Regions from separate parts of the Homo sapiens genome. Here all the other regions are linked to region 3. A link is an interaction called in ENCODE POLR2A ChIA-PET data of the cell type or tissue named here. Cell type or tissue: CD4-positive, alpha-beta T cell. All regions are shown on one strand. Region 1 has its middle 8.3 kb from the start of SEMA4B. Region 2 has its middle 17 kb from the start of CRTC3. Region 3 overlaps CRTC3 (CREB regulated transcription coactivator 3).

Region 1 (2,500 bases), 380 kb before region 3:
ATTTACATCTGTTGCCAGACCCTGGGTAAAAGCTGCCAGTGAGTTTTGAAGGCAGTGTAAGTGCTGACCCGGGGTGGATGCCCTCTGCTGCAGAAGGCGCTGCCCCAAGGAAGCTCCCAGCCCTGAGGACTTGGCAGCCATTGGCTGATTTGAAAGAATACACAGGGTGTGCCAGCTGGTGTCGCTTCCTCTTCAACATGTACTGATGCTGCAGCTGAGCTGCTGCCCAGCCCCTGGGGAGAAGACACCAGCAGCATGCCCAGCCAGGGCAGGGTGGAGAGCTGCAGCTGCAGGTTGGCATAAGAGGAGAGCTCAGGGCTACAAGGGGATGGTGGTGGGGGGCCAAGGCCTGGAGAGCTGGGCTGCAGCCAGTGTATGTCTGCGAGGCCTTGCTGGGCAGCCTGCCAGTCAGCACCCGAGAATGGGGAGGAGCTTGAGTGCTACCCCAGGAGGGGGCGGGTGGGACCTTTGGGTTCAAGCTCCACTGGGCTTGGCAGGAGGCCCCTCCCCCACAGCCAGCAAACAAAGCAACAACTCCCAGAGTAGAACTGTGGGAGCTCCAGAGCCAGGTTCCCCTGGGTGGGAATTAGAGCAGGCAGACCTGGCCAGGAGCCGCCTGGCAGGGACCATCCATGCCCAAGGACATGGCCTGCATGCAGCTGGGCAGAGGCTGTACCCATGGATGATTAATGGGTATTGATCACTTGGGAGGCCAGATGTAGCCTGGACACTGCTGGCACTTGCCCTGCATCTGTTCCCTTTGTACTGGGCAGGGTAGAGAAGCAGCAGGGATGTGTGTTCATTTGCTTTTTACTTTTAGCCATGCTTCCCTTTATTTTCTTTCCCTTGTAGCTTTTTTTTTTTTTTTTTTTTTGAGATGGAATCTTGCTCTTGTCACCCAGGCTGGAGTGCAGTGGCACGATCTTGGCTCACTGCAGCCTCCGCCTCCTGGGTTCAAGCAATTCTCCTGCCTCAGCCTCCCGAGTAGCAGGGATTACAGCCTCACGCCACCATGCCTGGCTAATTTTTGTACTTTTAGTAGAGATGGGGTTTTGCCATATTGGCCAGGCTGGTCTCAAACTCCTGACCTTGTGATCCTCCCGCCTTGGCCTCCCAAAGTGCTGGGGTTACAGGCATGAGCCACTGCGCCTGGCCTCGTTTCGGCCTCTTTATAATGGATTCCTATACACATTCTTGTGCTTCTGTCCTTGTGTATGTATGTGTGTGTGTATGAGAGAGAGAAAAATGAGGAAGGTCCATGGGGAGGAGGTGCCAGAGCGTGTGAGTGTGGATGGAGAAGAGGCCAGCTTTGATGATGACTTCATTTTGCTGGCCAAGGCACGGAGGAAGCAGTGCTTTTCTCTTCGTCTCTTATTTTGGTACTCCCTTTCCAAGCTGCCTCCTGAGCTCTTTATAAACACTGGCATTCTGGCTGAGAAAGACTCGCCAACATCCAAGAGTGGCAAAGGGGAACAGGAGACACATCGTTGGCTTGGGAACCGCTCCCGCTCGCAGGAAGTCTGCTCACAGGAGATTTTTCTCTGTCAGTGTCCTCGTGTGGTTTCTAGTCTGGGGAGAACACATCAGCACACTAACGGAAGAAAGGGGAGCCCGCAAAGACCAAAGCTGCTGTGCTGGGGGCGTGGATTCGAGGGCTCTTCTCCAGGCTGACAGCTGGGACCCTCATTTTGTCAGCCCTGTGGAGTTCCTACTAGAGTGCCATGCAAGGCAGTGGGGATTTGGAAGATGGAAGTCCTGTCACTGTCCTCAAAGGACTTGCTGCCCAGTCGACATAAGACATATTGGAAGCATTTGAGCAGGATATGATTATCCGCTTAGTGAGGCCGCATCAGCCCCTGTCTCCTCTGCTCTGAGATGAGCACAGCAGTCACACAACTCATGTGTTGCCAAGACACCAGGGCAAAGCAGCCCCACTGCCATTTTAGGATCTGCTTGATGTGGAGATTCAGGGACTCAACAAATAGTGATTGAGCATGTGGCCAACATCAGGTACTGTTCTAGGTGAGTGCAGTAGGCAGAAGGTAGAAGAAGGAAATGTAGCTAGTACCTTGACTTTGACAAGATTTCTTGCAATCTTTTTCATAATATTCTTTTTTTTTTTTTGGGTTGGTCGGGGGGACGGAGTTTCACTCTTGTGCCCAGGCTGGAGCACAGTGGCGCCATCTTGGCTCACTACAACCTCTGTCTCCCGGGTTCAAGCGATTCTCCTGCCTCAGCCTCCTGAGTAGCTGGGATTATAGGTGTGCACCACCACGCCCGGCTAATTTTCATATTTTTAGTAGAGACAGCGTTTCATCATGTTGGCCAGGCTGGTTTCGAACTCCTGACCTCAGGTGATGCGCCCACCTCAGCCTCCTAAAGTGCTCAGATTACGGGCAATGAGCCACTGCTTTCAGCCCATAATAGTCTTATGGATAATATGGAGAAATGTGGGCTGAACAGTGCAGTTAGGAGGACACATAGCTAGTTGTTCAGCCTA
Region 2 (2,500 bases), 61 kb before region 3:
TGGGAGAATTCTAGAGGTATTTAGGAAGTAGAATGGATTCACTGAACATTAGGGGAAGGAATAGTGGGGCATAGGGCTGGCAAGTACTCCTGAAGAAGTATTCTGTGATCAAGGAAGTTTGGGAAATGTTGTATTCTGTCATATTTGGAAGTCACAACACATATGTAAAAGCCCTTAGGGCTGGGTATGGTGGCTCACGCCTGTAATTCCAACACTTTGGGAGGCTGAGGCAAGTGGATCACCTGAGGTCAAGAGTTTGAGAACAGCTTGGCCAACATGGTGAGACCTTGGCTCTACTAAAAATACAAAAAATTAGCTGGGCATGGTAGCACGTGCCTGTAGTCTAAGCTACTCAGGAGGCTGAGGTAGGAGAATCTCTTGAACTCAGGAGGCAGATGTTGCAGTGAGCCAAGATCGTGCCATTGCACTCCAGCCTGGGCGACAGAGTGAGACTCTGTCCAAAAAAAAAAAAAAAAAAAAGCTCTGAGAAGTTCTACAGTCAAGAAACTTGCTTAGCTTTGTGTAGCATAGCTTTCCCCAAATGTATCTGACCACACAATCCCCTCCCTCTTACCCTTTAGAAAGCTCCTATTAGCCATCAGTGAAACTCATGTTCCATGGAACACATTCTTCGAAATCCTGGAGAAAAGAGGAAGCTAGAACAGAACCCGACTTTAAGCTTTCAACAAATGGTAAATATTACCTAGGAAACAGAAAAGCAAAAATGTGCATTTGTATGCCACATTTGTCAAAGAATTTTGGACTCCATTCTACATTTCTATTTTGGTAAGTTTGTTTAAAACTTTTGTTCTTAAATTGCAGATACTTGTTCTGTGTAAATTTTGTCCCCACTTGTCTAGAAAATAATTTTGATGTGATGTATAAGAATGTGCACTTGATAAACTTATGATAGTTGCTCATAGCCACTGGCTTTTGTTTCTGGAGAAAAATATTCCCAATGCCTATGGGGACGGAGGTACAGAGACCTTTATGGTGGGAGCTGAAAAGGCACATGACAGAAAAAATGATGTGATGAGAATTAAAGTCAAACTCCTCCTGTTTAATGCTAACTCAGAGGCCAGGCACGGTGGCTCACACCTGTAATCCCAGCACTTTGGGACGTCAAGGCAGGTGGATCACCTGAGGTCAGGGGTTTGAGACCAGCCTGGCCAACATAATGAAACCCTGTCTGTACTAAAAATACAAAAACTTAGCTTGGTGTGGCAGTGCATGCCTGTAGTTCTAGCTACTCCGTAGGCTGAGGCAGGAGAATCACTTGAACCTGGGAGGGAGAGATTGCAGTGAGCCGAGACCAAGCCACTGCACTCCAGCCTGGGTGACAGTGAGACTCCGCCTCAGAAAAAAAAAAAAGCAAAGCAAAAAAAAAAAGCTAACTCAGAACTAGCTCCCAGAAAAAAAGGAGAACCAGTGTCCAAACACCCTTCTCCACTAAAAGGAACCAGGGCTCCATGGAGAAATGGCTGATTCTGGGGCCAAGCAGACAAAGTACAACATGAGCCTAAAATATTGGGTGCCTAGACAGGAAGAAATACTAAAAAAAATGGAAACATGGTAAAAGGATGCAGACAGTAAATCTGGGATAATTTTAAGTACTAAAATAATAACAGTAGTTGCAGGGGTCTGTCCCGCAGACCCAACAACAGATGAATAAAGTACACTGACACAGATATTCTGCTTTGCCAGTCCAGCTGAGCATCTGGGCCACTTACAGACTCCAAGAAGAGTGCTATAAAGAGTAGCAGCCGTGGCCTCCACCATCCAGGGAGACTCACATTTGTTCAGTAAAGATTAATTGACAAAGGCTTGAGTCAACACAGCTAGAGGGTAATTGACATTGCCAACCTCCTGAGTAGAAAGCAATTAAGCACCCACAGTAGATCAAAGGTTAGTCTTAGGACCACATGAGTAAACAAGCTAGTTTAGATAAACTCCCCCACATTTCTTTGTATCTACTTTAATCTATTTAAAGGTAAAGGGACTAGGCTGCCTTCAGCCAGATCTATTACCACAATTATGCAAACTCTCAGGCCTTCCAAGAGGGTTTGTGGCTATTATAACTAAAATTTTTCCCACCAGCCTGACTGAACCCCAACCAGTAATGAATTATAACCCATTAAAATTAGAATTCATGAGTCCATTCTGATATAAACAAATAAATGGGAAAGGGGCAATAATTATCAATGCATACTAAAACTAGTGGGTACAAGCTTGTGGAATAACAGGATTTTTAAATTTTATTTATTTATTTATTTATTTATTTATTTATTTATTTATTTTTGAGACAGGATCTAGCTCTGTCACCCAGGCTGGAGTGCAGTGGTGTGATCTCACCTCACTATAACCTCCACCTCCCAGGCTCAAGCAATCCTCCCACCTCAGCCTCTTCAGTAGCTGGGACCACAGGCACACGCCACCGTGCCTGGCTAATTTTTGTATTTTTTGTAGAGATGGGGTTTTGCCATCTTGCCCAGCCTGGTCT
Region 3 (2,500 bases):
GGTGGACATCATTGTGGGATACCTTGGAGTCTGTCTACCGTAATCTTCCTTGTATATTCCAAATATTTTCTCCATCTAGTAGTTTTTGTTTGGGAGTTTTATGCTCTAATTTGTATGAGTTAAATGTGTTGGTCTTTCTGTGACTGCTGTGTTACAATTTCTAGTATGTTTAGAGTGGCCTTAATCATGCCAAGATTTCTTAAACATTCACCCGTTTTTCATCCATATTGTATTCTAATGCTATTATTACTTTGGAATTTATTTTGATGTGAGATTTGAGAGAGGGTTCCCATTTTTTTTTTCCTCTGTAGCTAATCTATTGTCTCAATTCTTGAATAATTTCTTTTTTACATAGCTTGTTCTGTTTTTTACTGTTTTTTTTCCCATTGATATGGCTACCTATTCCTCTGTCCATTTCCACATCAGTATATTATTGTAACTTTGTAATATGTTCTTTGATTTTACTTTTAGTTATGTTTTTAGGCAGATACATATGAACATACATTCATGTGGTCTAAGATTAAAGATAAGCAAAAAGTGCAGTGAACAGTATCCTCTCCATCTCTGTCCTAGCCACCCAGTTCACTCCCCACAGGTGCAACCACTGTTGTCACGTTTATTTATTCCTTCAGGAATATTTTATGTATGTATCAGCAAATGTGAATATATAGTCCACCTCATGCCACACTTTTCTCTGAAGATAGTTGACCATACACATGTCTGTACCTTGCTTGAATGAAGTTAAGTGAATAAAGTTAAGTGAATAATACATCTTGGAGATCTTCCCATGTCAGTTCACAAAGTACACCTTTATCTGTTTTAAAAATTAGTACACAGTATTCTTTTATATGACTTTGTCATAATTTATTCAGCTAGTTCCCTATTAATGAACATTTAAGTAATTTACAGATTTTAAAAAAATATATAAACTTATTGGCCGGGCGTGGTGGCTCACACCTGTAATCCCAGCACTTTGGGAGGCCGAGGTTGGTAGATCACGAGGTCAAGAGATCGAGAGCATCCTGGTCAACATGGTGAAACCCTGTCTCTACTAAAAATACAAAAAATTAGCTGGGTGTGGTGGTGCGCACCTGTAGTCCCAGCTACTCAGGAGGCTGAGGCAGGAGGATAGCTTGAACCTGAGAGGCGGAGGTTGCAGTGAGCCGAGATCGCGCCACTGTACTCTAGCCTGGTGACAGAGCGAGACTCTGTCTCAAAACAAAACAAAACAAAAAAACTATGCTTCAATGAACAACATTATGCACATACAGTTTCATACATATACAGGTATAGCTGCAAGAAAAATGACTAGAAGTGAAGTTGCTGGGGCACAAGCATATGCATGTGTAGTTTTAGTAGATATTGTCAGTTCACCCTCCCTAGAAGTTGTACATTCCTCTCTGCTGTATATGAAAGTGCCTGTTTGCCCACATCCTCCCCAACTCAGTGTTTTGTCAAACTGTTTGATCTCTGTTAGTCTACATAGTAGAAAAATTATGTTTCTGTTTAGTTTTAATTTGTGCATTTTTCTTATGAGTAACGTGTGTTTTTTCCTGTTTATGAACCATTTGTATTATGTTTACCGTGAACAATCTGTTCATATCTTTTGCCTTTAATTCTTTTGTGTGGTTGATCTTTTTCTTACTGATTTTTAGGAGTTTTTATATATTAGAAAAACTAGCCATTTATCTGTGATATGAGATGTAAATATTTTCCACATTTGCCACTTGTCATTTGACTTTCTTTATACTGAAATTTTTTTTCTAACAGACATTACAATTTTTTCATGTATCAAAAGTTAATGTTGGCTGGATGCAGTGGCTCACTCCTGTAATCCCAGCACTTTGGGAGGCTGAGGTGGGTGGATCACCTGAGGTCAGCAGTTCGAGACCAGCCTGGCCAACTGAGTGAAACCCCCGTCTCTGCTAAAAATATAAAAATTAGATGGGCGTTGTGGCAGGTGCCTGCAATTCCAGCTACTCAAGAGGCTGAGGCGGGAAAATCGCTTGAACCCGGGAGGCGGAGGTTGCAGTGAGCCAAGATTGTGCCATTGCACTCTAGACTGGGCTAGAAGGATGAAACTCCGTCTCAAAAAAAAGAAAAGTTAATGCCTTTTTGGTTGCTCCCAGGTTTTTTGTTATAGTTAGAAAGTTATCTTCTTTTGTTTTTGCTAACACTTTATACCTTTATTTTCAAATATAAAATCTTTGATCCATCATGTGCTTATGCCAGTGTAAGGTATGCAGTGTGAATCTGGCTTATTTTTTTTCCACTTTGCTAGCTAGTTGTCTCAACACTATTTATGAATAATCATCTTTTCTCCGATAGTTTAAATGCTACTTCCATCATAAACTAAATTCTCATAGTTTGATTGGATTTTGAGACTTCCTATTCTCTTTTATTAATCTGCGTGTCTATTCATACACCAGAATCACACTATTTTAATTAATGATTATAGCTTCATATTATATTTTAGAAACCTGGTAAGATTAATTCACTT

Evidence for each region. ChIA-PET counts read pairs that join two places held together with the same protein. Peaks named below come from ENCODE experiments on the same cell type or tissue, not always from the same donor. Only the 100,000 strongest peaks of a DNase experiment are listed, where the experiment ranks them.
Region 1: POLR2A ChIA-PET joins it to region 3 with 5 read pairs; 1 of 35 experiments calls an interaction of 5 or more read pairs at or near these places.
Region 2: POLR2A ChIA-PET joins it to region 3 with 5 read pairs; 10 of 35 experiments call an interaction of 5 or more read pairs at or near these places.

What each region holds. Positions count from the first base shown.
Region 1 is chr15:90,191,734-90,194,233 of GRCh38, forward strand. It overlaps a transcript of SEMA4B not described here. Among named protein-coding and RNA genes, the nearest start is that of SEMA4B, 8.3 kb to the right of the region's middle. RefSeq lists enhancers at 1-198, 499-598. In CD4-positive, alpha-beta T cell, no CTCF peak of the experiment used is centred here; DNase peaks (open chromatin) are centred at 208 and 1,288; H3K4me3 peaks cover 402 bases.
Region 2 is chr15:90,511,819-90,514,318 of GRCh38, forward strand. No RefSeq gene overlaps it. Among named protein-coding and RNA genes, the nearest start is that of CRTC3, 17 kb to the right of the region's middle. RefSeq lists silencers at 485-685, 1,705-1,905. In CD4-positive, alpha-beta T cell, no CTCF peak of the experiment used is centred here; no DNase peak of the experiment used is centred here.
Region 3 is chr15:90,573,262-90,575,761 of GRCh38, forward strand. All of the region lies in intron 2 of CRTC3 (CREB regulated transcription coactivator 3), which reads left to right. Among named protein-coding and RNA genes, the nearest start is that of CRTC3, 45 kb to the left of the region's middle. In CD4-positive, alpha-beta T cell, no CTCF peak of the experiment used is centred here; a DNase peak (open chromatin) is centred at 1,420; H3K27ac peaks cover 913 bases.